Linked DNA regions of Homo sapiens: region 1 is linked to region 2. Evidence: read pairs that join two places in POLR2A ChIA-PET (ENCODE). Cell type or tissue: Panc1. All regions are shown on one strand. Each heading gives the region's core, and the rest is flanking DNA. Links, peaks and the distances in the headings are about the cores only.

Region 1 (4,382 bases), core at 74-4,073, 240 kb before region 2:
GGTTCATGCTTCCATTTTCTTGAACACTTATTAAGTGCCAGGCATAGTGAGTAAGGCAAGTGAAGTGCCTTACAGCAGAGAACATGAGGCCTGAAAGAAAGGCCATTGATCCAGAGACGGCTGGGAGATCAGCAGAGCAACATTCTTCTCTCTTCTCTGCCCCAGAGTCCCTGGTGACCCTTCTGGGCTACAGTACTCCTCTCACACAAAGGGGAGTGTGACAGGTGCCCTCTCTGGGGAGCCATCCAGCCTTTTGGTGTTTTCCTCAAGAACCACCTGTACATGGGCCGAAAGCTACACATCCAGGATGCTCCTGTCAATATTGTTCGTTGTAGTGAACGCCTAGGAACAACTTGAGTATTTATCCACAGGGGAAAGAGAAATACTGTAGAGTCGTTACCTGCTGGGATACTCCACAGCAGCTGGAAGGAATGAATGAGGCCTCTATTTTCTATTTCTCATCCTGGGTAGATTTTGACAACTTAATGATAAGATGGGGCAAATATGCTCCTCTGCTATCCCCATTGTCAGAATTGCAGAAAAGTCTCACAATTAGATAGTTTTTTGTTTTGTTTTGTTTTGAGACGGAGTCTCGCTCTGTGGCCCAGGCTAGAGTGCAGTGGCACGATCTCGGCTCACTGCAAGCTCCACCTCCAGGGTTCACGCCATTCTCCTGCCTCAGCCTCCCCAGTAGCTGGGACTACAGGCGCCCGCCACCATGCCCGGCTAATTTTTTGTATTTTTAGTAGAGACGGGGTTTCCCCGTGTTAGCCAGGATGGTCTCGATCTCCTGACCTCGTGATCCGCCCGGCTCAGCCTCCCAAAGTGCTGGGATTACAGGCGTGAGCCCCCGCGTCCGGGCTTTTTTTTTTTTTTTTTTTTTTTTTTTTTTTTTTTTTTTTTTTTTTTTTAGGTGGAGTTTCGCTTTTGTTGTCCAGGCTGGAGTGCAATGGCGCGATCTCGGCTCACTGCGACTTCTGCTTCCCCGGGTTCAAGCGATTCTCCTGCCTCAGCCTCCCGAGTAGCTGGGATTACAGGCATGAACCACTGCATAGATAGCATTTTTAAAGCACACAAAACAATCCTACGTGTTGTTTATGCGTACATTTATATGCAATCCATTTTCAGAGGCACATCCTGGAAGGACTGTAACTCATGACAGCGGTTGCCCCTGGGGAGGGAGAGAAACAGGACTGAGAGTGATACAAGGTGGGGAGACTTCAATTTTTTCTGTTACTTTTAGTAAATTAATTTTTTAAAATCTCAAAACAAACACAACAAAATGCTATTATTTGTTAATTCTGGATGGTGGATTCTCGGGACATCTAATATATTATTATCTTCACTTTTCTGTATTTTAACCTGTCACCCCCTCCCCTAAAAAAAAAAGGACCATAAAGAGAAAACCATGGGATAAGGCAACTGATAGGCATTGAGGCCTTTCTCTGTGCCAGGCATAGGCTACCCCAGTGGTTCTCAAAGTGTCCTCCTTGGATCAGCAGCAGCAGCATCACCGGGGATGGAAGTTCTCATTGTCCTGCACAGAGCTACTGAATCAGAAACTCTAGGATTCGGCCCAGCAATCTGTTTTCACAAGCAGTCCAGGTGATGCTGATGTAGGCTAAAGTCTGAGAACACGGGGCCATATGTCTAGCTAGGGCAATGTTAACATACATTAAGCCTGTGTACTGTCAGACAGCATTCTCAAAGCTTTCCTTCAGTAACTTTTTTTTTTTTTTTTTTTTTTTTGAGACAGAGTCTCTCTCTGTCGCCCAGGCTGGAGTGCAGTGGCGCGATCTCGGCTCACCGCAACCTCCACCTCCCAGGTTCAAGTGATTCTCGTGCCTCAGCCTCCCGAGTAGCTGGGATTAAAGGTGTGTGCTACTACGCCCGGCTAATTTTTGTACTTTTAGTAGAGACGGGGTTTCACCATGTTGGCCAGGCTGGTCTCAAACTCTAGACCTCAAGAGATCCACCTGCCTCGGCCTCCCAAAAAGCTGAGATTACAGGCGTGTGCCACCCTGCCCGGCCCCTTCAGTACCCAATTAATCCTCTAAACAACCCTGTGAAGGAGGTACTATTACTCTCCCCATCCTGCAGTTGTGAAAACAGAGGCAAAGAAAGGCCAAATCCTCTACCCCAGCCCCAACAGGCAGTTTGCCCCTAGAAGCCCCCTCCGCTACCCACTAGCCTGTCTCTCACACGCACCACCTCTCGCATACTCCAATTTCCTGCATCCTTGCAAGAAAGACTTCATAGCCCCGTTTTACAGATGAGGAAACGAATTCGGAGGCGGAGAATTCGTCCAAGGAGGAAAGAGACAGGGCATGCATGCAGTGTGGTCTGGGGCCAGGAGGTTTGGGGGTTTGACCTAGACCTGTTGTGGGAGGAGGGGCAGAGAGCCGACCAGCTGCAGCCGGCCTGGGTGTGGCTCGCACGTCACGCCTCCGCCCAACTACCCCCTTCCCCAAGCTGGCTGCCAACCCGGCGTGACCCGGCCCCCACCGGGAACCGTAAGGGCCTTCCCCTTCCCGGGTTCTGTGAAGCCCCATCCCTTCCTTCTTTTTCTTTTTTAAATTAAAAAAAAAATCCCCGCCCCCCCCCAAGAAGGGGAACCTGGACGGCCCAGAGAAGTGGTGGATAAAGTCACTGCACGGGCCCGAGCGTCCCCTTCCCCGGGAATCCAGCAGTCCGCAACAGTGCCGCCCCTCCCTAGGGCACCCTCCACTCGCTGTCGACCCCTCATCCCCCGGGCTACCCGCGGCTCCCCCGACGTTCCGTCTCCCCTCGCTGCCCCCAGCCGCACCCGTAGCCAGCCCTCCCCAGGCTCCTGGGCTCCCTCCGCCTCCTGGGACCCCTCGCGGGCCGGGTATTCCCGGTCCCCTGTGCGCGGCACTCACCTGGGCGCCCGCTCCTCGTCTCGCGGGCAGCCCGGATCCTCGCAGCTTGAGCGCCCCCCCAGCTCGGCAGCCCCTGAGGTTCCGGGGTGCCAGTGCCGGGAAACTGACTTTCTAGAACTAGAGGCGGGGGCGACGCTCTGAGGGGCTTTGGTGCCGCGGGCGTTTCTCGTCCTGCACTGTCTGAGTCCCTTCCCACTCGCCTCTAAGCCTCTGATGTGCTCCCGAGCTGGGACCAGGGACGTGGTGGCGCCCGCAGGCCATCTGGGCGCCTTAGCCGCGCCCTGAGCGAGGCTAACTCCGCCCCAAGTGTCCTAACACCTCCCCGAAGATTCAGACGCCACCCCAGGATCCTAACCGGCTCCCCGAGGGTCATAACCTCCGTCTCCTGCAAGAAGGATCCCAAACCCTCCACGAAGAGAAAAAAAATATTAGCACCATCCATAGGAGGCTTCTAACGCGTCCACCAAGGATGCGAACCCCCATCCCTTCCGCTCCACTTTCCCTAACACCTCCCCATCCCACCGCCCAGCGTCCTACCCCAGTCTCCAAAGGATCCCAAATCCCACTCCTAGGGATTCGAACCCGCCCGTCTAAGAACCCCAGCACCCGCTCCAAGGCTCCCAAGATACTAACCCCGCCCCGCCAAAGGATTTTTAATCCCACCTCTGAAGGATTTTTAAACTCAACTTGCCCCCAAAGATTCTAATCTGCCCAGTGGAAGGATCCGAACTCTCACTTCAGTGGATTCTAACCCTGCCCTAAGATTTAGAACACAAACCCCAGGGTTCCAATACCGCTCCTGCTCCTGCGCGATCTAACCTCCCGCCGCCTAAGAGTTTTAATACCCAGGGGTCTATACCGCCGGTCCAAAGATTCCAACCCTGCCCTTCAGAGATCCTAACCCCACCTATCAAGGGATTCCTGCCACAGTCTTCAAAGATTCCAACCCACCCTGGAAAGGCCTTACCCTACCCCGGAAGCATCGTGATCTCTTTTCCCCACCACTCCGACCCCTCCCTTCTGGCCCGGCCCTCCCCAACTCCGCGGCCCGAGACTTCCAGGCAGGTCTGTGGTCAGCGGTTTCTCTTCCGCAGGCCTGCTCCATTCAGACACCATGCAAAGTTCCTCTCTCGAAGGAACCACCATGGCCATGCAAAGTTCCCTGCCCGAAGGAACCACCCTGGCTTCCTGGCAGCTCAGAGGACTCCCAAGCTGGGGGAGGTGGTCGGGGGAGGGGAGGAGTCGGGCTGGAGGGTGACTGAGGCCCCAAGTGGATGGGATTGTGCCCAGCTCCAGGCAAGGGCAGAACACACCCTCTCCTGGAAAAGACAGGGGCTATCACCCTAAATGCTGTGTAACACACCTCCAAAATCTCCAAAACTACAAGAATTCTACCGCGTCTCTCTATTCCCGTTGCTACCAGCTGATCAGGACCACAGTCATTTCTTCATTCATTCATTCATAATTCATTCAGCAAAGCTG
Region 2 (4,382 bases), core at 311-4,310:
CTGAGCCCTGGTCTGCCCACCTGTGTGCCACATCTCCTGGGGCTCCCCAGAACCTGGCTAGAGCCACAAAGTCCCAGGGATAATCTCCCTGACCCTAGTGCCTAGCTCTGTGCCTCGACATCTGGACCTGCTTGCGTCACCTTTGGGTAAGAAATTGTCTCGGGGGCACTTTCTCAACATGTCCATAGGCCTGGAAGCTTTTTCTTTTGAAACTGTCCTTTTCTTGGGCTCCTGGGGACACGGAGGCTGCCCTGAGTAGCCATGGGAGATGGAGAGTGCTCTGTGCCCCTCCCCCAAGCTCATCCAGTTCTCACCCATGACCCACATGGAAGAAGGGGGCTGGCAGAGAGTCTTTTCAAGGATGCTCCACTACAGGGGTGGCCCGAGGGGCACTCTAGCCTGAGGTGTTCGAGATAGGATGAGGACAGCTATGATCCAAGGAGCCTTCCATCACCCAGAGCCTTTCTCAGAGGGGGCTCTTGAGAACTGGCCAGACCTGGGTGCATTAGAAGTAGCTGTAGAGGCCAGAAGCAGTGGTTCACACCTGTAATCCCAACACTTTGGGAAGCTGAGGCAGGAGGATCACTCGAGGCCAGGAGTTGGAGACTGGCCTGGGCAACATAACAAGACCCCGTCTTTATATTTTAAAAAGTAAGATAAAATGAAGTAGCTGTAGAGTGGTTATCCAGGTTCAGGTCCTGACTGCAGCAAACCAGTCACTTCACTCCATGGCCTCGGCTCCTCTGTCAAATGGGAAGCCATTGGAAAAACGCTTGATGAGAGAAAGGAGGGAGAATGCAGCCCCTCTAAGCAGTGGGGAAATAGGAACCTGTAAAAAAAGATTGAGGAAGCTGTTAATGAACTGACAAAAAGTGACCACCAAAGTGGGGGGAATAAAAAAAGCAAGATGCAAAGTAGCATGTAGAGTGTGCTATCCATTTGTGCAAAAAAAAAAGGGAGAATAATATATGAATAATATATATTTCACTTTATGCACATAAGAATTTATTTGGTAGGATAAGCAAGGAACTGGGCCCCAAGGGTGGGAAGGAGACATCACTGTATATACTTTGACTTTTCTGTTTGAACCATGAACTATGTGAACAGGCTACTATTCAAAATGAGTGGGATGTTTTGTTTTGTGAGCAAATGTCAAGGGTTTTTGGTATAAGCTGGTAAAAACCATAGTTGGAGCTCTTTCCCCAGTCTTGACTACTTTTGCTCTGCCTGGCCCTCCTCTCCAGGCCCGGTCCTCCTCTCCTCCATTTCTCTTCTTTAAGGTCCAGTTAACAGTCTGCCTCTTCCAGGAAGCAAAAGTAACAGCTGATGCCTATACGGTACTGACCACGTGCCTGGCCTCGCTCTGCATGCTCTCATGTTGATCCACCCAAATGGTCTTCAGAAGAACCCAGTGCGGTAGGTACTAGAGAGATGGGGAAACCAAGGCATGGAGAGGTTATGTAATTTACTCAAAGTCACAGCTTGGAAGGGGCTGAACTGAGCTCTGAACCCAGGTCCCCTGCAGAAAGGGAGCTTCCACTTGCTGAGCACCTGTCATTCGTTTTAGCCATCTTGCCTTTAAGCATCATCTTGATGATAACTCTGTGGGGAGCGCTCATCTCATTTTCTGCATGAGGACGAGGAGAGTTAAAGGAATCAGTAGCTTGCCCAAAGTCACTCAGCAAGGAAGGGAGTTGAGCTTGGAATGTCGTTCTTCAAACTCCAAAGCCCTCTTCCCTTCCTAAAATGTCCCAGCCTGTGCCTTGCCCCCTTCTCCCTGCTGAGTAACCCCTTTGTGGATCTTGCAGCATTCAAAAGGTTGAAATGTTTCCTGTCCTAATGCGGATCATTAGGACCTCCTGGCCCTCTATCTGGCCCAGAGCATGTTTTAGTTTAATTTGGAATGTTGGGTCCCCTGCTTCTGGCCTCCCCACAGTGCCCCAGCTGATCCCACCATTGGTTGACACTGTCTGGGAGCCCCCTGAAGGCCAGGGGCTAAACACATCCCCAGCACAGAGTGGACTTGCCCATCAGTGTCTGATGAGTAAATAACTGATTAACCAGAAGGCTCCAGACTGGAGTTTGTTACCTCCCTATGCTGGACCTTGCTGGCATCTCCTTGTTATTATTGTGGTTATCAATACCAGTCATTTATTGAGTGCCCACCAACGGCCAGGCCAGACTATGCCAAAGATCCAGCTCCCTGGATCCTCAGAAGGGACTGTAGGGGCCAATGTTACACCATTTTAAAGGTGTGGAAACTGATGCTCACAGAGGGAAGTGGCTTGTCCCCACAGTCACTCAGCTAGTGAATGGCTTCAAACTACCCACATTCAAATCCAGAGCCACCTCCCAATGAGACCAAAATCCAGCCTGGGACAACTTCAGGGGCATTAGTGCTACTTTTGTTATAATTATTATTCCCAAATAATTACTCTTATTGAACTCTTTCTAAAATGGACCAGGCCCTGGGGTAAGCAGCTTCATGAGTATCCTTCCTTCGAGTCTTACAACTCCCTACCATGCAGTGATTAGGAGATCTGTCAATGAAGCGCTGCGACCAGTAACTGTGAGCTTGGAACAATGTCTTCACCTGTTTCCTCATCCGTAAGGAGAGCATCTGCCTCCCAGGAGGTAGATAAAGCATTACAACAGTGAGTGTGAGCATAGCGAGTGCTGTATAAATGTCAGCTCTTTAATCCCCATTTCACAGATGTGACAGGAAAACTGAGTCACAGGGCAAAGTCATAGAGTTGGGATTGGACCCATCTAACCCAAGGCTCTGCTCATAACTGCTCTGCCCCATTGCCTCCCTCTCACAGCATGGCTGCGAGCATTTAGCCAGCACACATGTAAAGAGTGCCCAATGGCACAGTACCTACAGCACTGTGGGGGCCTGATAATGTCGTGGACACCCCAGGTAGAGGGTTCATCTGTTCCCGCCAGCTCCCCTGCAGTGCCTCCCACTGGGATGAGAGTCTGGCCTGGTTCCGAATCTACGGGACTGCCTGCTCCAGCCAGCTGCTCCCTGGGAGTCCCCAAGCTTCTCAGCACTCCCTTGGAGGCACAGGGGTGGGGCACGGGGAAACTTCCTCCACCCACCTAGGGGCTGCCAGAGCCCCTGCCCACCCTCAAGAAGGGGCTTCCCCGCCCTGCACCAGCTGTGCAGACACCCTCTTTGCCTCTACAGGGGCAGGACAGGAAGTGGGGCAATGCCAAGACCAATTAAACCCGCCAGGGGAATTAAGGTCAGCAGGATGCAATTATGCCTGTTGGATTTAACAAGGCCAGAGGGAAGGTTTCTCCAGCCAGAGTTCACGGCTCCTTAGGCCTCTTGCCCTGTGTAGCTCTGCCTTCCAGGAGCCTAGGCTTCCAGGCTCACCTAGCTCTGGAAGAATGTGTTGGGGGTGAAGGGGTTAACTTCACCCAGGCACTGCTTCCTTGGCTCTGGAGAGGAAATCAGTTCAGCCAAGAGGCTTTAAAAGGACCTGTTCGGAGAAGTCATGCCCAGTCTGACCCTCTCCCTGCCCAGCTGTGATGGAAAATCCAAAGAGTTGAGCAACAACCTTTCTGACTCCAAAGAGAGCAGCCAACTCCCCTCACAGCCTTCCCTCTGCTCCTGTTTGAGAGCCACTCAAGGCTGCATTAGCACGTTGTTTTCTCTCGCCCTCTCCCACCTTGGACCCCTGAGCCCAGGGCCTTGGCAGGACCTCTCAGGCCTCTGGAAAAGCCCTAGGTAAGGTTGCTGTCCTTACAGCAGACCCTGTCCTTCCAGCCAAGCTAGTAAGCAGAGGTCTGTGGGCGTTCTGTGTGCAAATTGGACATAGGTTTCTCCGAAAACGCAATTGACACACTGTTCCATCCCACAGTTATAGAATTTTATTGCTAAGATTAATTACTGGGGGCTCTACTGTGACAAGGACTAAACTGGTCACTTTCAGGACACAGAGATGAAATTGGGGGAGAGCTATAGAATCACTGCATATTACATTTTAGGTGAAAAAAGACTATAAAAATCAACCATGCCTGTAATCCTAGCATGTTAAGAGGCCGAGGCTGGAGGATCACTTGAGCCCAGGAGTTCACGACCAGCCTGCGCAACATGGTGAGACCCCATCTCTGCAAAAAAATTTAAAAATTCGCCAGGCGTGGCAGTGCACACCTGTGGTCCCAAGCTACTCAGGAGGCTGAGGTAGAAGGATTGCTTGACACCAGGAGGTTGAGGCTGCAGTGAGCCATGATTGTGTCACTGCACTATGGCCTGGGTGACAGGGTGGGCCCCTGTCTCAATAAATAAATTAAATAAAAATCAGCCATAGAGCGGGATCCTTTTTGTTCAAAATATTTACAAAGAAGATGGCTGGAGGGATATAAATGGACAT

The links. Peaks named below come from ENCODE experiments on the same cell type or tissue, not always from the same donor. Only the 100,000 strongest peaks of a DNase experiment are listed, where the experiment ranks them.
Region 1: POLR2A ChIA-PET joins it to region 2 with 12 read pairs; 2 of 35 experiments call an interaction of 5 or more read pairs at or near these places.

The regions. Positions count from the first base shown.
Region 1 is chr20:32,051,005-32,055,386 of GRCh38, reverse strand. It overlaps HCK (HCK proto-oncogene, Src family tyrosine kinase), which reads right to left and starts at 3,145. Exons shown (of 13, transcript NM_002110.5): 1 at 2,901-3,145. The coding sequence starts at 2,962. RefSeq lists silencers at 1,473-1,672, 2,726-2,785. In Panc1, for the core only: no CTCF peak of the experiment used is centred there; no DNase peak of the experiment used is centred there; H3K4me3 peaks cover 1,273 bases; H3K27me3 peaks cover 1,021 bases.
Region 2 is chr20:31,814,639-31,819,020 of GRCh38, reverse strand. No RefSeq gene overlaps it. Among named protein-coding and RNA genes, the nearest start is that of MYLK2, 2.5 kb to the left of the region's middle. RefSeq lists an enhancer at 2,535-3,337. In Panc1, for the core only: no CTCF peak of the experiment used is centred there; no DNase peak of the experiment used is centred there; H3K27ac peaks cover 2,175 bases.